2 separate regions of the Homo sapiens genome follow, and region 2 is linked to region 1. Evidence: read pairs that join two places in POLR2A ChIA-PET (ENCODE). Cell type or tissue: GM12878. All regions are shown on one strand. Links, peaks and the distances in the headings refer to the core of each region. The heading gives the core; the rest is flanking DNA. Region 1 overlaps SETD7 (SET domain containing 7, histone lysine methyltransferase). Region 2 overlaps RAB33B (RAB33B, member RAS oncogene family).

What was found. Peaks named below come from ENCODE experiments on the same cell type or tissue, not always from the same donor. Only the 100,000 strongest peaks of a DNase experiment are listed, where the experiment ranks them.
Region 2: POLR2A ChIA-PET joins it to region 1 with 7 read pairs; 5 of 35 experiments call an interaction of 5 or more read pairs at or near these places.

The regions. Positions count from the first base shown.
Region 1 is chr4:139,523,325-139,527,724 of GRCh38, reverse strand. SETD7 (SET domain containing 7, histone lysine methyltransferase) reads left to right here. Exons shown (of 8, transcript NM_030648.4): 5 at 4,290-4,371. Among named protein-coding and RNA genes, the nearest start is that of SETD7, 31 kb to the left of the region's middle. In GM12878, for the core only: no CTCF peak of the experiment used is centred there; DNase peaks (open chromatin) are centred at 2,104 and 3,414; H3K27ac peaks cover 684 bases.
Region 2 is chr4:139,473,321-139,477,644 of GRCh38, reverse strand. RAB33B (RAB33B, member RAS oncogene family) reads right to left here. Exons shown (of 2, transcript NM_031296.3): 2 at 1,036-4,324. Among named protein-coding and RNA genes, the nearest start is that of RAB33B, 21 kb to the right of the region's middle. In GM12878, for the core only: no CTCF peak of the experiment used is centred there; no DNase peak of the experiment used is centred there.

The DNA.
Region 1 (4,400 bases), core at 161-4,160:
AATTTTGACAAATGTACCATGCACTGTAAGAAGTTAACATTAGGAGAAACAGTGAGGATGCTCTGTGCTTTCTTTGCGACTTTTCTGTATACAGTCATGGGCCCATAACAACTGTGGTACCATAAGATTATGCCATATTTTTGTTTTTATTTCATTTTATTTTTTAAGGGACAGGATTTCACTCTGTTGCCCAGACTGGAGTGGACTGGTGTTATCATAGCCCACTGCAGCCTTGAGCTCCTGAGCTCAAGCAATCCTCCTGCCTCAGCCTCCCCAGTAGCTAAGACTACAGGCATGCACCACAATGCCCAGCTAAATATTTTTAAATTTTTTTGTAGAAACAGGGTCTTGCTGTATTGCTCAGGCTGGTCTCAAACTCCTGGCCTCAAGCAATCTTCCTGCCTCGGACTCTCATAGTGCTGGGATTACAGACATAAACTACTGCACCCAGCTAAGATTATATCATATTTTTACTGCATCTTTTCTGTGTATAGATATGTTTAGATACACAAATCCTTCCCATTAGGTTACTGTTGTCTATGGTATTCCCTATAGTAACAAGCTGTACAGGTTTGGAGCCTAGGGGCAATAGGCTGTACCATTTATTAATAGCCTAGGTGTGTAGTTGGCTATACCATCTAGGTTTGTGTGAGTACACTCTCTGATGTTTGCATAATGACCAACTCACCTCATGACACATTTCTCAAAATGTATCCCCTTCATTAAGTGATGCATGTCGTATATTTGAAATTACTCCAAAATGAAAAGTTTATTTTTTTAAAAAAAGGAAGCAGTAATCTTTGAACTACAAACTGTGATATCTATGCCCTTGATCTATGTTCTGAAAGGAGACAGTGTTATAATATTTAGAAATGAGGAGGCTCGAAACAAGGGAGGATCCCAATTGGTGATGCCAGTTTTAAAACTTCAGAAGTAGCAGCATTTTTAGTGGCAGGTGCCTAAACTTAAGAATCACCTAATTTGAGACCTAGCTCTAACATTTACTATATTATCCTTGGGCAAGTTATTTATTTTTTCAGAACCTGTTTCCTCATTACCAAATGTGGATATTAGCACCTACCATAAAACACTGTAATGAAAGTTGTTATTACATTCTTCTTGCTATAAATAAGAAACAGTAGGCCAGGGCTGGTGGCTCACAGCTGTAATCCTAGCACTTTGGGAGGCTAAGCCAGGTGGATCACTTGAGCCCAGAAGTTCAAGATCAGCCTAGGCAGCATGGTAAGATCCTGTCTCTCCTAAAAAATACAAAAAAAAAAAAAAAAAATTAGCTGGGCATAGTGGCATGTGTCTGTAATCTCAGCTACTTGGGAGACTGAGGTGGGAGGATCACGTGAGCTCAGGAAGTCAGGGCTGCAGTGAGCTGAGTGCACTGCACTCCAGTCTGGGCGACAGGAGTGAGACCCTGTCTTTAAAAAAAAAAAAAAAATTGTTGAGAGTGAGAATTCTAAAGGGAATTATTATTTTTTTAGAATTTCTGGTTGCTTTAGCTGGGTGTGGTAGAGTGTGCCTACAGTCCCAGCTACTCAGGAGGCTGAGGCACAAGAACCGCTTGAACCTGGGAAGTGGAGGTTGCAGTGAGCCAAGATAGCACCACTGCATTCCAGCCTGGGTGACACAGAGACTCTGTCTCAAAACAAACAAACAAACAAACAAAAACAAACAACAACAACAAAAACCTTCTGGTTGCAAATAAACATTCACTTCAAATTAACTTAACGCAGAAAAGAAAGGGGGGATTTATTGGCAAGATTCCTGCAGACCTCAGGTGTTTTGAAATGTTGAATAGTTTGAGCCTCAAAAGGGCCAGGAACCATGGCTGCTCTGGCACTCTGAAGATCCTATAGACCGATCTTTAGTCTAATGTTCTGCCATGTTTGTATCTCTCCTCTGCCCCTTCCAGTTATAATTATTGACCTGCTGACTGGCCAGTGGGTTAGGGGGTACAGGGTCCTGTGACTGTAGCGTCCAATGGTTGGGGAAGGAGAGAAATTAATGCAAATATCTCACATAAAACACTCCTTGACCTGTCGCCTCACCAGCTTCTCCATTTCTCTGTGTGCTTTTGTAACCACAAACTACTTCTAATTCTCTACTTACTTCCTGTGGAGTTTCTCACCTATGCCACTGCTTCTCACCTGATCAGCCCTACTCCACATAGTAACTGCTTTCCTTGGCTAATTCCTACTCCATCTTTAAGGCTTAACTCACTTTTTATAATGAATGTTTGTCCATTGAATAAATGAATTCTAGTCAAAGGGCATAGCATACTATAGAGGAAAGGAGGGAAAGTAAAGGATGTGTAAAATCTGTAAAAGTAAAGGATGTGCCTGCAGCCTGGGCATGTCTAAGGCAGCAGAAGAAGAGACAGTAGGCATTGGAAGAGATAGTGTGCACTCCCTGAAAGCAGCAACAGAAGTTAATCCTTATTGTATCTACACAGTCCCTAGTGTTGTACATGTAGCTGGCACTCAGTAAATTTGTCATAAAAATTTTAGTCTAAGGAGCTAGATGGAATTCATAGGAAAATTTCCACTCAATAGAACATACATTCCACACACAATTTTGGTTATTTATAAAAAGTGACGGCTGGGCACAGCAGCTCACGCCTGTAATACCCGCACTTTGGGAGGCTGAGCCAGGTGGATCACTAGAGGTCAGGAGTTCAAGACCAGCCTGGCCAACAGGGCGAAACCCCATCTCTACTGAAAATACAAAAATTAGCCAGGCATGGTGACAGGCACCTGTAATCCCAGCTGCTTGGGAGGCTGAGGCAGGAGAATCGCTTGAACCCGGGAGGCAGAGGTTGCAGTGAGCTGAGATCACGCCATTGCTCTCCAGCCTGAGTGACAGAGCAAGACTGTCTCAAAAGAAAAAAAAAGTGGGGGAGGGTGGTTTAAATGCTTTTCGTGGATTGCTTGGTGGTCTGTTACCACTTTGCTCTCAGATCCAATCCATTCATCATTCTTTCACTGCCCGCTATTATTGCAAGAGGCTGCTGCCCCTTGCAGCCTGCATTTTTCAGGCTCCTGTGTGTCTGACTTCTGTCTGAGTTTGGCCAAAGGGAGGCCACTGGCTGGCTGGGGACAAAGCAGGAGAAGGCAGCAGGAAGAAGCCCTCTCTGTGTCAACCAGCATCTCCAGCAGTGGCCCCATCACCTCCTGATTCCATCTCCCATGAGGAAGGCCCAGGCTAGTTCCAACTACCCCAGCTCCAGAGCTCCAGGAGCAGCACTGTGCCCTCTGTCCCTCCGGCCTCCAGTGGCAGCTTCCTGCTCTTGCCAGTGTCTGGGCTCTTCACGGCTCCATCTGGCTTGTCAGCATTCCATCCCCTGTATGACCAATTCCCTGAACTGAATTCTTTTTGAAACACTCAAATGGTCCGTTTCTGTGCGGACACTGACTGATTTGGATTGGTTTCTGACTTTTAGTTTCAGGTATTCATTGGGGTTTTGGTTGTACAAAAAAAGCCACTCACAAACAAACAGAAAGAGGACCTAGTAACCATTAGTAACTACTGAAGAATTGCTTAATGGGATTATGAGTTTTCCCTCAGTGTATATAATCATTTGTTTTGCAGGAGTAAGCCCTCTGATTCTAAATCTTGTTTCTTTACCTATCAGTCTTCAGAGCATCTATCTTTAGTGCTGTCTGTGAGGATTCTCTAAAGCTAATCCTTCACAGAGAGCCAGTGTTCCTTCTAGGGTGGTTGTGTGCCTTGATTTCTAGAGTAAATTACTAATTGGCTTCTGAACTACCGTAATAGAAAGGAGATTACTTTGTTAATGCTTTATCAAAAGCAGTGCTGTTCTCCTTAATTCTGGTGAGGCAGAATTTTATTCTTAGTGAAGGAGACAACTGCCAGTGTTCAGTTGTTGGATTCTGTAGACTGTATCTGTAATGAAGAAAACCACCAGAAAAATTTAAAACCATCATCCAATTTGATCTGAGCCAAGAGATCTCAGAATTTCATGACAAAGCATTTTATTGATTCCCAAGCATCCTTTAAGTCATTTTAATAAGGAAAATTCAAGAGTGAATTGGAATGTTAAGAGATGCATCTGATGGCTGTTCATGAAGGCCTGAAAATAAAACTGAAGCGTAAATCTAAAATGTATCCATTTAAATTGAAGAACTTCATTCTAGTTGGTATAACTTGATTAAGATTTTTGGTTTTTTAACTCTTCGTTGTCCCATGAATAGAGAGAAGTGTTATAAATGCTCTTCCCTAACTCTGCACCTATACTGGTATTTTTGTTTGCTTTTCAGATTCAGTGTACCACTTTGATAAGTCGACTTCATCTTGCATTTCTACCAATGCTCTTCTTCCAGATCCTTATGAATCAGAAAGGTAATTTCCTCCTTGGGGTTTTAATTGCA
Region 2 (4,324 bases), core at 325-4,324, 50 kb after region 1:
TGTTTCTTCTAGGCTATTTCAGTAAGCTGACTGACCATGACTTCATCCCCTCACCCTTCCCATTGCCGCTGGAATTTATGGCATAAATCTAACGGTCTCACTACCTTGCAAAATGCTTTCATTAGTTACCCATTGCCTAAATAGTAAAGTTCAAATGTTTTTGTGTGGCTATCTTCTTTTTTTGCTCCCCTTCCCCCAAAATACCTTCTCCCCTAAATGTGGAAATTGCTTATTTTATCTTTTTTGGCCATTGGTCTTGGGTGGACACCTGGATCTTGCCAGGCCAATTAACAGTCTATGCTGGAAATTTCAACTTGAGACTGAGAGTTCATTTCTCTTTGAATGACTGCAGCATCCAAAAGTTCAGAAGTACTCAGTGGCCATGTTTTCTGCTAATTAAACTTAAAAAATGGAAAAATCTAGTTATAAAAGAAAGAGAAAATGCAGATGTGCAGAGAAGCTGGACCCAGAGTTAGGAAACTGTGTGCTCAATCCCAGCTCTTCTTTTAGTCCAGTCACATCCTTGTCTTCAAGTCCAGTGAGACAAGTCAGACTCCTTACATTAAAATCCCCCTTATAGGCTGGTTCAGACTGAGTTTCAGATACTGCACCCAAGCCAGTCCTAATCCCACTGCTTATGGCAACTTGGCAGTTTAACCAAAATCTACCTTGCTAGCTTCATTTCCGTGTTCTGACCACATCTCCATTCTATCACATACTCACACTGACCTAGCAGTCATTCCCCCCAAATTCAACTCCACTCTTGAGCCCTGCAGTGCATTCACCTGGGATGACTTTCTTCCCTCTCCTTTACATGGAGAATGCCTCACATTTACCCTGAGATGCTGCATAAATGCTTCCACTCATTGTGAAGCTTTTTGATTATCTACTGCTCCCATATCCAAGTCAAAAGACCACTCCATATTCTGTGCTCATTGTCCTTTGTATATGCTTCTTTGATTACACTGATCACAGTATATTGTAGAATTCCTATTTGTTCATATACTATTTTGTAAGTTCTTCAAGGACAGTGTCTATGTAGCTCCACTAACACAAATAGAGAACACATGACCCATACTTGATAAATGTTTGATAAATCAGGTTATTCCAACAAACCAAGTGCATTCGCCCTTGCCACACAGGCTGTAGCAAACGTGCTCCCAAAATACATGACGAACTTCTTAATATCTGATTAAGAAAGCAGTCCTTCATGAATAATGTCAATTTTGTGTTTGAACACAAGGGTAACTTATACGTAAAATAAACTGACCAGGGGAAGCAGAATCAACATCAGAGGCCCCCACATCCCTAATCCTATGGTGTCTAAATCAGTAACTGCAATCTTATACCTGAGACGTAGTTCGTTCTCTTTTCTCATACTTTCTATAGTTATTCATTCTGTTAAATGCTTTTACGTCTAAATACACATCAACTCCTCTTGCACCATTTGCTTTTTGCACTGAACTATTCTAAAACAAGCTGGATTACTAAAACACACAAATACAAAAGCTGTGTTATCAGCTAATTTTAATACTTTGTTGAGTTTTTTTCCTGAAGTGTTCTTTGACCTCAAATGTATACAAGAAAATAATTGTCCAATGGGTTGGGGGCTTTTTGTTGTTTTCAAAAGTGTATCATATATATAATATTATCTGGAAACCAGGAGGAAAAAAAGATTGTTTTATTTTATACTCTACCCAGTAACCAAACAAAGAAAATAAAACACAATTTCTTTGTGGCTAAGCTGGTTTATTGAACTTCATGGGGGAAATGTAACAGTGACACTATTCCACAACAAAATTACTTAGATTTCATGAGGAAACATGTATTTGCAATATACTTTCAATAATGCATTGTTATTAATAGCGAACTACATTAGATTCTGGGGTAGTTTCCTTTGGTGTTCTCAAATTAAGACTTTTCCAAAACATGTCTGATATTTTAATTATTTATTTTCAATTAAAGGTCATAGTTAAAATAAATTCTACAGATTTTTTAAATGTGTGATTTGTTCTTTAAAAATTAGTAATTAGTTGTTAGATAGCTATCATTTTGGAAGTGATTTTGCAACAGTGAAATGTTTTATAAATATTTTAAGATATTGAAAGCTTTAACCCCATTCAACTGGTATGTTTTTTAAAAATAAAAACATATATATAAAAAATTAAAACAAATTGTTACAAATGAGATACAAATATTTTAAAACTAATAAATATTACAGTTAAAAAATAAGTCCTTTCACAGAACTGTAAAGGATATTACTTAATTCCTTACAAAAAGAAATAAAGTTACTCTTTTTAAAACCATAATAATAGTAATAAAAAACCATAAATGTGCTTGGAAAGTCTATAAACTTTCTTCCCCCACTTTAGAAAATATTTTGAAAAGCGATAAACAGATTCCCTTCTTTAAAAAAATGTTGTTACACCCATCATAGTTACTACAGCTGTCATTGTTTTATTACAAAAATAGTTATAAATCAAGGTTAATTTCGATACAAGTAAAACAATTTTTAAATTCCAGCATGATTAAGAAAACATGATCTCCCTAAATGCAAATAAAGCCAATTTGAGCTCTAATACTTAAAATGGAATAATCACTTCCTATAATTATTATTTTCAGTTAGTTCATTTAATAGAATTACTTTGTCTTTATAGTTAAATTATCCAGGTAGGACCACCATGATGATTAAACAAAAATCTTAAACTAGATTAGATTACATTTTTAATTGATTTCCCATATTCTGAAAATACTGTAGTACAATAATCATTTGGCTTAATTTCCTCCAAAATTATTAAGGACAGCAATCTATCAAAATTAGTGAATGTGAACACTTCAGTTAAAGTCATGGCTTACATTCCATTTACGTAAATAGTTTAATATGTAAGCTTGCTATATTTTATGTGCAAAGACTTAAATTCAAAATAAAAGTATTTAGGTTAAAAAACTTCTTGAAATATTCTTTCCATCACTGAAGTTTAGACATTTTTCAATATCTAATTTATTTTTCATACTGAGGAGGGATAACTTGTGACCATAAAATTTAGACATCTTAAAAATTGATATGACACAATACTATTACAGAAATACATGTAGACTAATAGCAATTAGAGTTGTGCCTTCACACCTACAATCCAAATGGAAGTTGATTTGTTAACTTGGCATTTAGTCATTAAATTTATTGGAGTTGAAGGAAGAGCAAGAGATACCATATGGGATACACTGCTTGAAATTAGTAAAGGCTAAGAATAGGTCTCCTGTGTTAGCTAGAAGCTATGTTTACCTATTTTCCCCCAAGTTACAACTCTTCATGTGCTTTCAGTTAGTTTTTCACTGTTTAAATATACCAAAATAAAATATAAAGCACCTTATGTCACTTTATTTGCCTTAAAATCTGACTTATTTTTGCATATTTTAATAGGATTTAGTAAGAAAGCAACTCGGCTGGGTGCAGTGACTCACACCTGTAATCCCAGCACTTTGGGAAGCTGAGGCGGGTGGATCATGAGGTCAAGAGATCGAGACCATCCTGGCCAACATGGTGAAACCCCATCTATACTAAAAATACAAAAATCAGCTGGGTGTGGTAGTGCACGCCTGTAATCCCAGCTACTCGGGAGGCTGAGGCAGGAGAATCACTTGAACCTGGGAGGCGGAGGTTGCAGTGAGCCGAGATGACGCCACTGCACTCCAGCCTGGAGACAGAGCGAGACTCCATCTCAAAAAAAAAAAAAAAAAAAAAGAAAGAAAGAAACTCAAATAACTCTTTTAAAATAATAATGATTTTTGTAGATCTGATAAGTATTAATTAGAAAATCAAACATCTAGAACTCTTGGAAAAGTCATTCTTTATGGACTGGGAACCAGAAAACATTCTATGCCTTCTTATCCCACTGGAACTAAAGTCTTGGCTCTAAAACATACCAATAATAACAAAACTAAATATGTTAATAAAACAAAGAAAGGCCAGATGCAGTGGTGAGTACCTACAGTCCCAGTACTGGGGAGGCTGAGGTGGGAGGATTGCTTGAGCCCAGGAGCTCAAGGCCAGCCTGGACAACATAGCAAGACCCCGTCTCTATGAAAAAACAAAAAAAGTACTCTGGGGAGAGGCAAATACCAGTTTTTATCCTATTAAGAACACTTCCCATTCAAAGGACATACTATTAGGTGTGTCCTAAACCTTTAACATTTTTTTCCAATCCTAGGACAAAAGATTGAATGGTTACTGATTCCATCATGTTCTCATTTGAAGCTTCCTTCATTGGGCTCTAGATGGAGAGATGTTCAGATTCATCCTATCTTTGCTTCATTTTCAATCTCA